Regions from separate parts of the Homo sapiens genome. Here region 2 is linked to region 1. A link is a contact called in ENCODE Hi-C or POLR2A ChIA-PET data. All regions are on one chromosome and are shown on one strand. The core of a region is the stretch at or near the end of the contact, and the rest is flanking DNA. Distances in the headings are between cores, read along the strand shown.

The links. Hi-C counts contacts between places; a loop is a spot of excess contacts on that map. ChIA-PET counts read pairs that join two places held with the same protein, here RNA polymerase II (POLR2A). Pooled maps may share reads with other maps.
Region 2: a loop to region 1 is called in a pooled map, with 10 times the contacts of the local background. The contact joins the promoter of UQCRFS1 here to the promoter of ZNF430 in region 1. A Hi-C loop is called at or near these places in 3 of 50 pooled maps. POLR2A ChIA-PET finds 5 or more read pairs at or near these places in 2 of 52 experiments (activated CD4-positive, alpha-beta T cell and activated CD4-positive, alpha-beta memory T cell).

Annotation. Positions count from the first base shown.
Region 1 is chr19:21,015,773-21,021,916 of GRCh38, reverse strand. ZNF430 (zinc finger protein 430) reads right to left here and starts at 1,260. Exons shown (of 5, transcript NM_025189.4): 1 at 1,114-1,260. The coding sequence starts at 1,116. RefSeq lists enhancers at 385-976, 977-1,570.
Region 2 is chr19:29,209,773-29,215,806 of GRCh38, reverse strand. It overlaps UQCRFS1 (ubiquinol-cytochrome c reductase, Rieske iron-sulfur polypeptide 1), which reads left to right and starts at 2,656. Exons shown (of 2, transcript NM_006003.3): 1 at 2,656-2,902. The coding sequence starts at 2,689. It overlaps UQCRFS1-DT (UQCRFS1 divergent transcript), which reads right to left and starts at 2,554. Exons shown (of 2, transcript NR_184022.1): 1 at 2,399-2,554; 2 at 1-526. RefSeq lists an enhancer at 2,473-2,712 and a silencer at 2,753-3,062.

The DNA of each region.
Region 1 (6,144 bases), core at 11-2,510:
TGTAGTGAGCCGAGATTGTGCCACTGCACTCCAGCCTGGGCGACAAGAGCGAGACTCCATCTCAAAAAAAAAAAAAAAAAAAAAAAAAAAAAATCTAACTCAGGCGCATCGTTTTGAAAATTACTACATTGAAAGACACAAAATTCAGGCTTAATCAACTGTATACTGCCAATTAAGGTCTGATTACACAACCAGAAAATTTTCACCTTTATTGTACAAACTAAGAAACTACATAACGGTACCTAACCAATTACTGAATTTGGCTTTCTTCATCATGCACCTTATAAAAGTCTTTCCTTCAAGCCCCGCCATGAACAACAAATTACAAACCACAGCTGGGTGCTCAACAGTTTTTTAATCACTCTTTGATTAATTTCTTTAATATTTTTGTGGTGACTTCTGTACATTTTTTTTTTCCGAGACGGAGTCTTGCTCTGTTACACAGGCTGTAGTGCAGTGGCGCTATCTCGGCTCACTGCAATCTCCACCTCCCAGGTTCAAGTGATTCTCCTGCCTCAGTCTCCCAAGTAGCTGGGACTACAGGCGTGTACCACCATGCCCGGCAAATTTTTGTATTTTTAGTAAAGACGGGGTTTCACTATGCTGGCCAGGCTGGTCTTGAACTCTCCTGACTTAGTGATGCGCCCGCCTCGGCCTCCCAAAGTACTGGGATTACAGACGTGAGCCACCCCTCCCGGTCTGTACATTTTTAATAGGAGAAAAGAGGAACTAGGAACCCAGGACCAAAGTTCTTCCCATTCATGAACTCGCACCCCAAGTCAGGATTCTCCCGTGACGATTCTCCCGTGACGATCCTCCCGTGGTCCCTGCACAGTCTGGGAGAGACGCGGCGCTGCGGATGCAGAGCTGCCCAGAGAGGGCTCCAGGCCAGGGCACAGTCACTGCGCAAGGAAGAGACGGGACGTGCTGGGGCCCGCCTGTCAGCGCAGCCGCCATCTTAAGGCTGATGGGGACTGAGGCCCAGCTGGGCAAGAACTCGGGGCGCAGATTGTGCAGCTGACTGCCGGGAGGCCTGAGTCCCGCCACAGCCACTTCCCACCCATTACAACCAGCCCCTCCCCTCTCTGGGGATGTCGGACCCGGCACTCTCACCATTTCTAGGCTTCCAGGGGTTCCTGGCGTCTTAGCTGTAGATCTCCCAATACCTGCGGGTCACAGGGCCACAGAGCCTGGACCTCTAGGAGCAGAGGACACAGAGCGCTGAAGACGAGACCTGGAGCTCAGGCCACAGCGAGGGACAAAGGCCCCGCCAAACCCGGAAGCCGCCCTGTCCGCTTCACCTGCGTGCCTGATTGGACGGTTCCCTGCCTAGCGTCTCTGATTGGATAACATTTAAATCCCCGCCCCCTCAGGCCATGATTGACGGAAGATGTGATGAGATGCGGGGCTGAAAGAAGAGTGACAGCTTGGGCTGCATCCTTCTCTGACAGGGCTTCCTCCCTGAGCTGAGCCAGGCCCACCCCAGAGGTTATTTGCATTTAACCTTGTGTGTAAGGTCATATGCATTTATAAATAATATATGGGGCCGGTCACGGTGGCTCACGCCCGTAATCCCAACATTTTGGAAGGCTGAAGCGGGCAGATGACCTGAGGTCGGGAGTTAGAGACCAGCCTGACCAACATGGAGAAACCCAGTCTTTATAAAAAATATAAAATTAGCGGGTTGTGGTGGCCCATGTGTGTTATCCCAGGTACTCGGGAGGCTGAGGCAGGAGAACCGCTTGAACCTGGGAGGCGGAGGTTGCGGTGAGCCGAGATTGTGCCATTGCACTCCAGCCTGGGCAACAAGAGCACAACTCTGTCTAAAATATATATATATATATATATATATATATTTATTTATATATATTTATTTATATATATTTTTATATATTTATTTATATATATTTTATATATTTATATATGTATTTATTTATATATTTATATATTTATATATTTATTTATATATATTTATATATATTTATTTATATATATTTATATATATTTATTTATATATATTTGTATATATTTATTTATATATATATTTATATATATTTATATATTTATTTATGTATTTATATACATTTATATATATTTATATATATTTATATTTATATAATTATATATATTTATATATTTATATATATTTATATATATATTTATATATTTATATATATTTATATTTATATACTTATATATATTTATATATTTATATATATTTATATATATTTATATATTTATATATATTTATATATTTATATATATTTATATATAAATATTTATATATTTATATATATATATTTATATATTTATATATTTATATATATATATTTATATATTTATATATATTTATATTTATATATTTATATATTTATATTTATATATTTATATGTATATATTTATATATATTTATATTTATATTTATATATTTATATTTATATATATTTTTTATATTTATATTTTTATATATTTTTATATATTTATATATTATACATATTTATATTTATATATATTTATGTTTTTATATATATTTATATTTTTATTTTTATATATTTTTATATATATTTATATTTATATATATATAGTGGCTATTCAAAAATGAAAAGAATGTAACAATAATTATTTTAAAATTTCAGATTTTATGACCTTCCCGGCTAAAGGAGGCAGCCTCAGATTTTAAAAAGATGGTAATCTTCTGAAATAAAATGTGAGCCACATGTGAATCTTAAATTTTCTAGTAGACAAACTTGAAAAAGAAACAAGGAACAGGTTGAATTGATTGTAACAATTTAACCCAATATGTCCATAATATTATCATTTTAATGTGTGAGGAATGTGTAATTATTAATAATGTATATAAACATTTGAAACTAAATCTTTGAAACTAACTCTGTATTTTACCTTTCTAGCACATCGCAGTTCAGACCAGCCACATTCCAGTCACTCAGGAGGCACACGTGGCCAATAGCTGCCACATTGAAGTTCAGCTCTGATGTCAGGGGGGTGAATGAACTGAACATCCCTTTTCTGCCAGAAGTGAAGGCAGAGTCTCTCCCTACCAATATCTTTCTTCAGTTCTAAGGGTGGAACAGATAGTGGCCATAAAAAGAGCAGATGGCAGCAGGAGTAAAATAACCACAGGTAGACCACTGCTGGCCACCTGTTGCCCACTTTTCTTCCAGAGATCAGACAGTGAAGAAAGAATGTTGGGGCCACAGGATAATAAAACTCTGTGTCTTCAGATCTGTCCACACTCTTGACCTCAAATGTTTAGATATGGAGAAAACAGATTAAAGGCAAAACTTATTTTGCTATTGGCCTTGGCCCTACTAGTCAGGCTGTAGTTACCTGTTTTCTCCTGTGGTGTGTGGGACTGTGTGGGTATAAGCACCAATCACATGCATACATGTCTACCTGTATTTCTGCATTACTCAACATTCTCTTACAAGTCACCCAACTTTAAATCAGGGGAAAAAATCAGTACCTATAGGGTGCCCACTGTTAGAACATAACTAGTAATCAACCTGTCATTGAATCCTGGCATCCTATCTGCACTGGGTGCATGTATTAGTTAGCTATTGCAGCATAACAAATCATCCAAAACTTATTAGTTCATAATCGAGATGGTCAGCCATTTAGGTTGGGCTCAGTGGGGCCATTCTTCTGGTTTCAGCTGAGCTCCTTCAGTCATATGTCGTCAGCTGCTTGTTGACTAGGCAGCTGTGCTTCTGGGGGTGATGTTCTGCTTCTGGGGTTGTCAATAGGGACACCTTGCTTCTCCTCCCCATGATACCTTATTTTCCAGCTGGCTAACATGGGCTTTTTTCCAAGGTGATGTCAACATTCTAAAAGAAAAACAGAAGCACTCAAGACCATTTGAGCCTAGGTCCCAAACTAGCTCATTGCCATGTTCACAGGTTTCTACTGCCCTGAGCAAATAAGGCCAGCCTGATCTAGGGTTTGGAAAACAGATTCTGAATCTTGATGGAAACAACTGTAAAAGCATCTGGCATTGGGCATGGATACAAGGGGGATGAAAAATTGCTACCATTTTGCAAACACGGTGGCTCAGACCTGTAATCCTAGCACTTTGGGAGGCTAAGATGGGAGAATTATGTGAGCTCAGGCGTTCCAGTGCAGCCTGAGCAACATAATAAGATTTTGTTTCCATTAAAAAAATGAAAAAATTAGCCAACCATGGTGGTACATGCCTATAGTCCCAATACTTAGGTGGCAGAGGCAGGAGGATTGCTTGAGTCTGGAAGGTCAAGGCTGCAGTAAGCCATGATTGGCTGCACCACTGCCATCCACACTGGGTGGTAAAATGAGACTCTGTCTCAAAAAAAAAAAAATATTGGAGAAGCATTTCGAAGACAGAATAATTTGAGGAAATAGCTGAGGGATGAGTTTAGAAAATCAAAGCCCAACAGCACATTATTTATTTTTATCATTGAAAATATTTGAGCTGGCACTGTGGCTCACGCCTGTAATCCCAACACTGGGAGGCTGAGGCAGGCGGATCACGAGGTCAGGAGATCGAGACCATCTGGCTAACACGGTGAAACCCCGTCTCTACTAAAAATACAAAAAATTAGCTGGGCATGGTGGCGGGCGCCTGTAGTCCCAGCTACTCGGGAGGCTGAGGCAGGAGAATGGCGTGAACCTGGAAGGCAGAGCTTGCAGTGAGCTGAGATCATGCCACTGCACTCCAGCCTGGGTGACAGCGCGAAACTCTGTCTCAAAAAAAAATTTTTTTTGAAAACTAGGCTGTGTGCGGTGGCTCATGCCTAATCCCAGCACTTTGGGAGGCTGAGGTGGGTGGATCACCTGAGGTCAGGAGTTCGAGATCAGCCTGACCACCATGAGGAAACCCTGTCTCCACTAAAAATACAAAATTAGCCGGGCGTGATGGCACATGTCTGTAATCCCAGCTACGTGGGAGGCTGAAGCAGGAGAATCGCTTGAACCTGGGAGGCTGAGGTTTCAGTGAGCCAAGATCGCACCACTGCACTCCAGCCTGGCCAACAAGAGTGAAACTCCATCTCAAGAAAAAAAAAAGAGAGAGAGAGAGAAGAAAATATTTGAAAACTTTTAAAAGAGAAAAACTTTAAAATTTTAGAGAAATTAAATTCAACAGAGTTTAATAGAGCATAGAATGATTTGCAAATTGGGCAGCCTGTGGATCCAGAGTAGGCTCAGAGAGACTCTGGCAAAGCCACATTATGAAAACAGGTTTGTGGATGGAAAAAGCAAAGTGACATACAGAAAATAGAAGTGAGGTACAGAAACAGCCAGATTGATTACAGGTTGGGATTTGCCTTATTGAAACATAATTTGAACACTTGATGTCCTTTTATTGGCAAAAACACAGTGGTTGGTACAATAATGGATTACAGTCTATTTATATATCCAGTTAGGTTTCAGTTTACAATGTTTAAAAAAAAACCTAGTGACCAAAGTTAAACAGAAAAGGGAGCAGCTTTAGGCATAATTAATTTAACAATTTCTCCCTTTTGATCATCTTCTCAATTTTGAGAGCTAGAACAAAGCTTTAGACATTGATATTATTCTGTCACCATCAAAAATCTACTTATTTATTCTCAAATCCCATTGTGAAATAGCAGAACTGTAGCTTTTGTAAAGTGGAAACAAGGACTTCAGGTTATTATTTTTTTTTAAGGGTTACAGTACAGGTGACCTCCTTGTGTTGAAATCTGCTGTTTTCAAAAGAATAACCAAACCTGGCCTGTTTTAGGATCTACCTATTTCCTTACATTTTCAGTTTGATTATGTCACATTTAGCATGAGTGACTCCATTTGATTTGGTTTGGTCTCTTTGGGCGTAATGCACAAGCTCAATCCAGAATGATGGCCTTCAATAATGTTGTTTATAAAATTCCCCCCTTTTGGTTAAGTTCTCACATAGGTAAGAGTGTGACCAAAACTTTGTCTTAATGCCACTCTCAGTTTCCATTACCTTTAGTTTTTGTCCTTATCAGGTCATTCATAGGTTATGGTGTCCTCATGGTCACATATGCATTTGAGTTTTTGTGATTGCTGTTAAAGAGAGATCATTTGACATTCTAGAGATAACTGCATACAAACATTTATAACTTTTGAGAGAATACAATGCAGTAGGGAGAC
Region 2 (6,034 bases), core at 1,407-3,906, 8.2 Mb before region 1:
TTCTTTCTTTTAATTTGCACAGCAATGTCATTTTTATCCCTGTTTTACAAATAAGAAATCTGACACTCAGTAACGTTGCCCGATGTCACACAGGTAGTAAGGGGCAGAGCTGCCATGAAGGCCAGGCTGTCTGGCTCCAGAGTGAGCTGATACATGAAAGCTAAAACCCCCTTCAGTTAAATAACAACCACTGAGGGGTTGCAGTGGTGTGTACCTGTAGTCCCAGCTACTCTGGAGGCTAAGGGAGGAGGACTGCTTCAGGCCAGGAGTTTGAGACCAGCCTGGGCAACACAGCAAGACCCCCATCTACCAAGTGGAACCCAGGTTGGCCTACAGAAGTCCAAGTTCCAGTATGCCTGCCACTCCTGGACATTGGCCTCCTTCTTCCACGAGAAGACAGCTGTTCGGCCATACAGTTACCCATCTCTCTGCTGCAACGCTGGACTCGAACACCACTACCAGATGCGTTCTTATCAATGTGTCTTTGGGCATGTCATTTGTCTTCTCTGAGTCTTAGTTTCTTCATCTAGAAAATAGAAAGTTATTATTATTGCAGATATTTACATACTGTGTGCCAGGCACAGTTCTAGGCATTTTACATGTATTAATCCATCTCATCCTTAAAATAACTCTCTAGGGTAGATCCTGTTATTATCTCTGTTTTACAAGAGAAAGACGGAGGCACACACAGAGATTAAATAACTTGCCCTAGGGCACAGCTAGTGAGTGGTGAAACTAAAATTGAACCCAGGAGGTCTGGAGATAATTCCTATTCTGTTCACCCAACTGGGACATTGTGAAGGTTTTGTGAAGGATCATTCATTCATTCATTCATTTTTCATTTCCTTACCAACTCAGAGGGAATTGTGATATTATTTCTTGTGAAGCACTCAAACCATGCATGCTGTGTGACAACTTCTCTGGAAATGTCTTTTATCCTAAGGTTGTTGCCAAGGGAGAGCACTGAGCCAGCTGTGTGATGAGCCTGGCTAGGGTGGCCCCTGAGGAGGCAGCCTCCAATCTTGAGAGTACAATATAGTCCCTTGGGCTATAAGGCTGGTCAAAGCCTAGGCCCTAAGGGGAGTCATAGGAAGGTCAAAGGGGAAACCTGTCAGTACACTTTGGACCTGGCATGAGGAATAACAACGAGTCAGCAAGGATCAAGGGAAGGCTTCTTAGAGGAGGTGGCATCTCAGATAAAAACACCACTAGCAAATCCTCACTTGGTGCTGCCTGTGTGCTGGGCCTGCTTGTAGATGCTTTACACGTTTTAGTTCATTTACTCCTCCCAGTAACTTTACAACACACATGGCATCATTACTGCCCCCATTTGGCAGGTGAGGAAACTGAGGCACAGAGAGGTGAGGGAACTTGCCCAGATCACAGAGCCCATGCACAGCACAGAGCCAATTCTGTGCACTGCTTATATTAACATTTACTTAATATTTAAATTATTTTTGACCTAAATGAAAAACTTTATCTCAGTATAGTACAGAATAGAAAACCAGTATGGATAGAAAATCAATACTATGAACCATATAATGAAATCACTCTAGACTCAGTTCTCTGCTAAGAGCTTCTAACTCAAGATCTTTTCTGTTAAAAGTGGGAGATAAGTGTAGAGAGGAATTAAAGATATATTAGGATCAAACTGAGGCCAAGTGAATTTGCTCATGCCTATAATCCCAGTACTTTGGGAGGGGGAGACAGGACTCCTTGAGGCCAGAAGTTCGAGACTGGAGTGGGCAATATAGTGAGACCTCATCTCTACTTTTTTTTTTTTTTAATTAAAGATGTATTAGCACCAAACTGAGACTTTCTCATTGGTGCAATCAGGATTGAAAAACAAAACAAAAGAAAACAAAACTTTCTCACTATGTGATGGAACATGAATGAGCGAGCTCTGTGCATCCTCTAAAATTCTAAAATCCTACTTTGGGAAACAGTGGTGGCACTGAAGAGCATAGACTCAGGAGACAGATTACCCTGCTTCACATCTTGCTGGCTATCCAGTTCCTGGAAAAGAATCTCTCTAAACCTCGGTTTCTTCATGGGTAAAATGCTGATAGTAATAGCTCTGACTTCATAGAGACCTTGATAACAAATGAAAGAACGTAGGTATAATAAAACGCAAAACCAAATACACAGTGAATACTTAATAAACATAATCCATTAGCATTATCGAGCTTTGCACAGATGCCTCTGGCCTTTTTGTTGTTGTTGTTGTTAGATGAAGATAATAAAAATCATCATAGTAAACACATAGCGATTACTATGTGCTGGACTTCGTCGTAGTTGAGATATATTACCATCCTAAGTTAAACTATAATCGTTTATTGTTATCTCTAGGTCTTCCTAGATGAAATTTTTACCCTAAAGGATCGTAAAGTCGGCCCACCGGACGTCAGTGGGGTCCCCTGTTCAGCCCTCTCGTTCTTCTGGGGATCTCTCGGGACACTGACGAGGTGGCACCGGGACCTACAGGTGGGCCGCAAGCCCCGCCCCCAGCGACGGCTTGTAGCCCCGTCCCCCGACGCAGCGCCTCTCCAAGTTTGCCCCGCCCTGCAGGACTGCAGAATTTCCTTTCCGGCGGCGCGCTGTCGTCACGCGTCCCGCGCCTCCTCGCGCCTGCGCCGTGGTTGGAAGGTCGTCCCTGTGACCGGCTTGGCGGTTGGAGCGGCTGTCGCCATGTTGTCGGTAGCATCCCGCTCAGGCCCGTTCGCGCCCGTCCTGTCGGCCACGTCCCGCGGGGTGGCGGGCGCGCTGCGGCCCTTGGTGCAGGCCACGGTGCCCGCCACCCCGGAGCAGCCTGTGTTGGACCTGAAGCGGCCCTTCCTCAGCCGGGAGTCGCTGAGCGGCCAGGCCGTGCGCCGGCCTTTGGTCGCCTCCGTGGGCCTCAATGGTGAGCCGGGGCGAGGGCCGCGAGCAGGGCTGGGGGTCTCTCGGTGCCCGCTCCTCCGGCCCCCAGCAGGGAGCGGCCGCGGGCGCGCGAGCGGAGCCTGAATCAGGTCGGGCTGGGCGGCCTCCGCAACTCTGGGCCTGGCCCCCGGGCTCGGGGCGTCTTTCTGGTGGCCGGCCTGGACTCGCGTCCGCCGGCTTCGCCTGGTTCCTCCTCGGCCGAGTTCACGAGCTCTGTAGTCCCGCTGTTCCAGCCACCTCTGAGGGGTTTTGTTGCTTGCAGGTCGTTTGACCTTGGGCGAGTTTCTAAACGTACTTCCTGTGAAATGGATTCATATCTTTATCAATTTTGTAGGGGTGTCGTGAGGCTTAGGTGGAGGAATTCTACGTAAAGCCGTTAGCACAGTTTGGGCACTTACATGCTTAAGAAATGGAAACTTACTAATATTTGGGAAGTTGGTCTTCTCACCACTACCGATCCCTTCATGTCCTTCCCCTTCATCACCCCCCCACCAAAAAAAAAACAAAAAAAACATACACAAGGTCAGTTACAGTGTAGTGTCACAACATAATCAGTCGTCAAGGACGGGCAGAGATTGACGACATTTACATTTTACAGATGAGAAAACAGACGAGGTAGAATGACTCGCACCAGGATCCGTGGTGTGGACATGTGGTAGCAGGGATTTGACAAGACGAATTGTCGTAGCCACTGAGCTCTTCGCAGGGGCTATTCCACACCCTCTGTCCTTAGATCCCCGTTTATCTTCTTTGCCTCGCCTTCCATCTTTACTTGGCCCTGTATCGGAGATAGAGAAATGGCAGCCTGTGGGCAGTGTGTCTGCAGGCTGTGTAGTTTTCAAAAAAACTGGGAAGACTAATGGCATCTCTTAAAATGCTGGAAGCCGGTAATACTGGGATCTAGTTTCTACTTGGGAAAATTCCATAGTGTGCTGTGTAGTGGCCGCCCCCGCAGTTGGAGCAAGTGGTCTTCTCCAGTTTGTCACAGTCTTTACCAGGTCTGCGTGTTTCATTCTGTTACCAGCCTGGCTCCACTGATAGCTGTTTGTGACTCTTCCCCTACACGCTAACCAAATTGCCCGCCACTTTTCTTTTTACTCTGTCTTCATTCACCCTGGGCTCTGCACTTTCTTCATGGTCCTTCCACTAAGTTGCTACATGTCCATATGTTTTCCTTACCCATCTTTTCAATCTCAGTTAAGGATCAGGTGAATAAAGTTTTTATTTGCTGATTTGTCTGTCTCTGTAGCACATACACTTTACACTCTGTATTGTGTTTATTGGTAACTCCTCCACCCTTGGGCTTAAGGGCATAGAGAAGGTAATATCTTCTTTATTTTTCTATCTTTCACAACGTCGGATTTTGTATACAGTTAGTGCAAAGTATTTGTGAATGAATATTTGTTAAGGAGCATCAGTGGGTTTTGAAGAAACTGTCCATGGCAGGTGTAGAGTACCCTAGCCCATCCTTGGGACCTGGAGGTGAGAAGGAAGGAAGGAGAACATTTCAATAGCAAAAGAAAAGCATCTTTGGAATTCGTCGTGTTGCTAAAGTTTCTTCAAAAAATTGGAGGCTTACATTTCTCTGATGGCCAGTGATGCTGAGCATTTTTTCATGTGTTTTTTGGCTGCATAAATGTCTTCTTTTGAGAAGTGTCTGTTCATGTCCTTCGCCCACTTTTTGATGGGGTTGTTTGTTTTTTTCTTGTAAATTTGTTTGAGTTCATTGTAGATTCTGGATATTAGCCCTTTGTCAGATGAGTAGGTTGCAAAAATTTTCTCCCAATTTTTAGGTTGCCTGTAAACCACAATGAGATACCATCTCACACCAGTTAGAATGGCAGTCATTAAAAAGTCAGGAAACAACAGGTGCTGGAGAGGATGTGGAGAAATAGGAACACTTTTACACTGTTGGTGGGACTGTAAACTAGTTCAACCATTGTGGAAGTCAGTGTGGAGATTCCTCAGGGATCTAGAACTAGAAATACCATTTGACCCAGCCATCCCATTACTGGGTATATACCCAAAAGACTATAAATCATGCTGCTATAAAGACACATTTACATGTATGTTTATTGGGGCACTATTCACAATAGCAAAGACTTGGAACCAATCCAAATGTCCAACAATGATAGACCGGATTAAGAAAATGTGGCACATATACACCGTGGAATACTATGCAGCCATAAAAAATGATGAGTTCATGTCCTTTGTAGGGACATGGATGAAATTGGAAATCATCATTCTAAGTAAACTGTCGCAAGGACAAAAAACAAACACTGCATGTTCTCACTCATAGGTGGGAATTGAACAATGAGAACACATGGACACAGGAAGGGGAACATCACACTCTGGGGACTGTTGTGGGGTGGGGGGAGGGGGAGGGATAGCATTGGGAGATATACCTAATGCTAAATGATGAGTCAATGGGTGCAGCACACCAGCATGGCACATGTATACATATGTAACTAACCTGCACATTGTGCACATGTACCCTAAAACTTAAAGTATAATAAAAAAAAAATTGGAGGTTTACCTGACTTAGAGAAACTATTTTTAGAAACAGGCAAATAATGTAGAACCATAAGGCAAAAACCTTTTCTGTAATCATTTCAGCCTGTAATTTAAGTTCACATTATAGTCTGTCTAGATGGTTCATGGCAGGATGGCTTATGGGAGTGGAGGGGTTGGATCTGGAGAAGATTCTTGAATTGGAGAGGAAGGTTGTACTATTTTCATGCAGATTTCCAAGGCGCATTGGAGCTCAACCTTAAAATAAAACTTGTTTTGTTAAAATTCCTTAAATTTTCTCCTTTAAGTATTTGATTTTGCTTTAGGTTAGAATTAAATCTAGCATCTTACTGAAAGTCAGACCTAATGCAGCTCATGTAAATATTTGGAGAATGATTTTTGCAACAGGGCAGTTTAATTTCCGAAAGGATTCTTGGTGGTGTAGCCTACTAAAGTGTAACCAGCTAGATAGAGTGGGAGGAGACTTTTGCCACCAAATCTCTGAATGAGAAGGGCAAAGCCATTTTATTGAGTTTTCTTGTACATTTCCTTGTATACTGTTAAGGGTTGTGGATACTGTTTTTAATGTAGAAGTATGAACTTT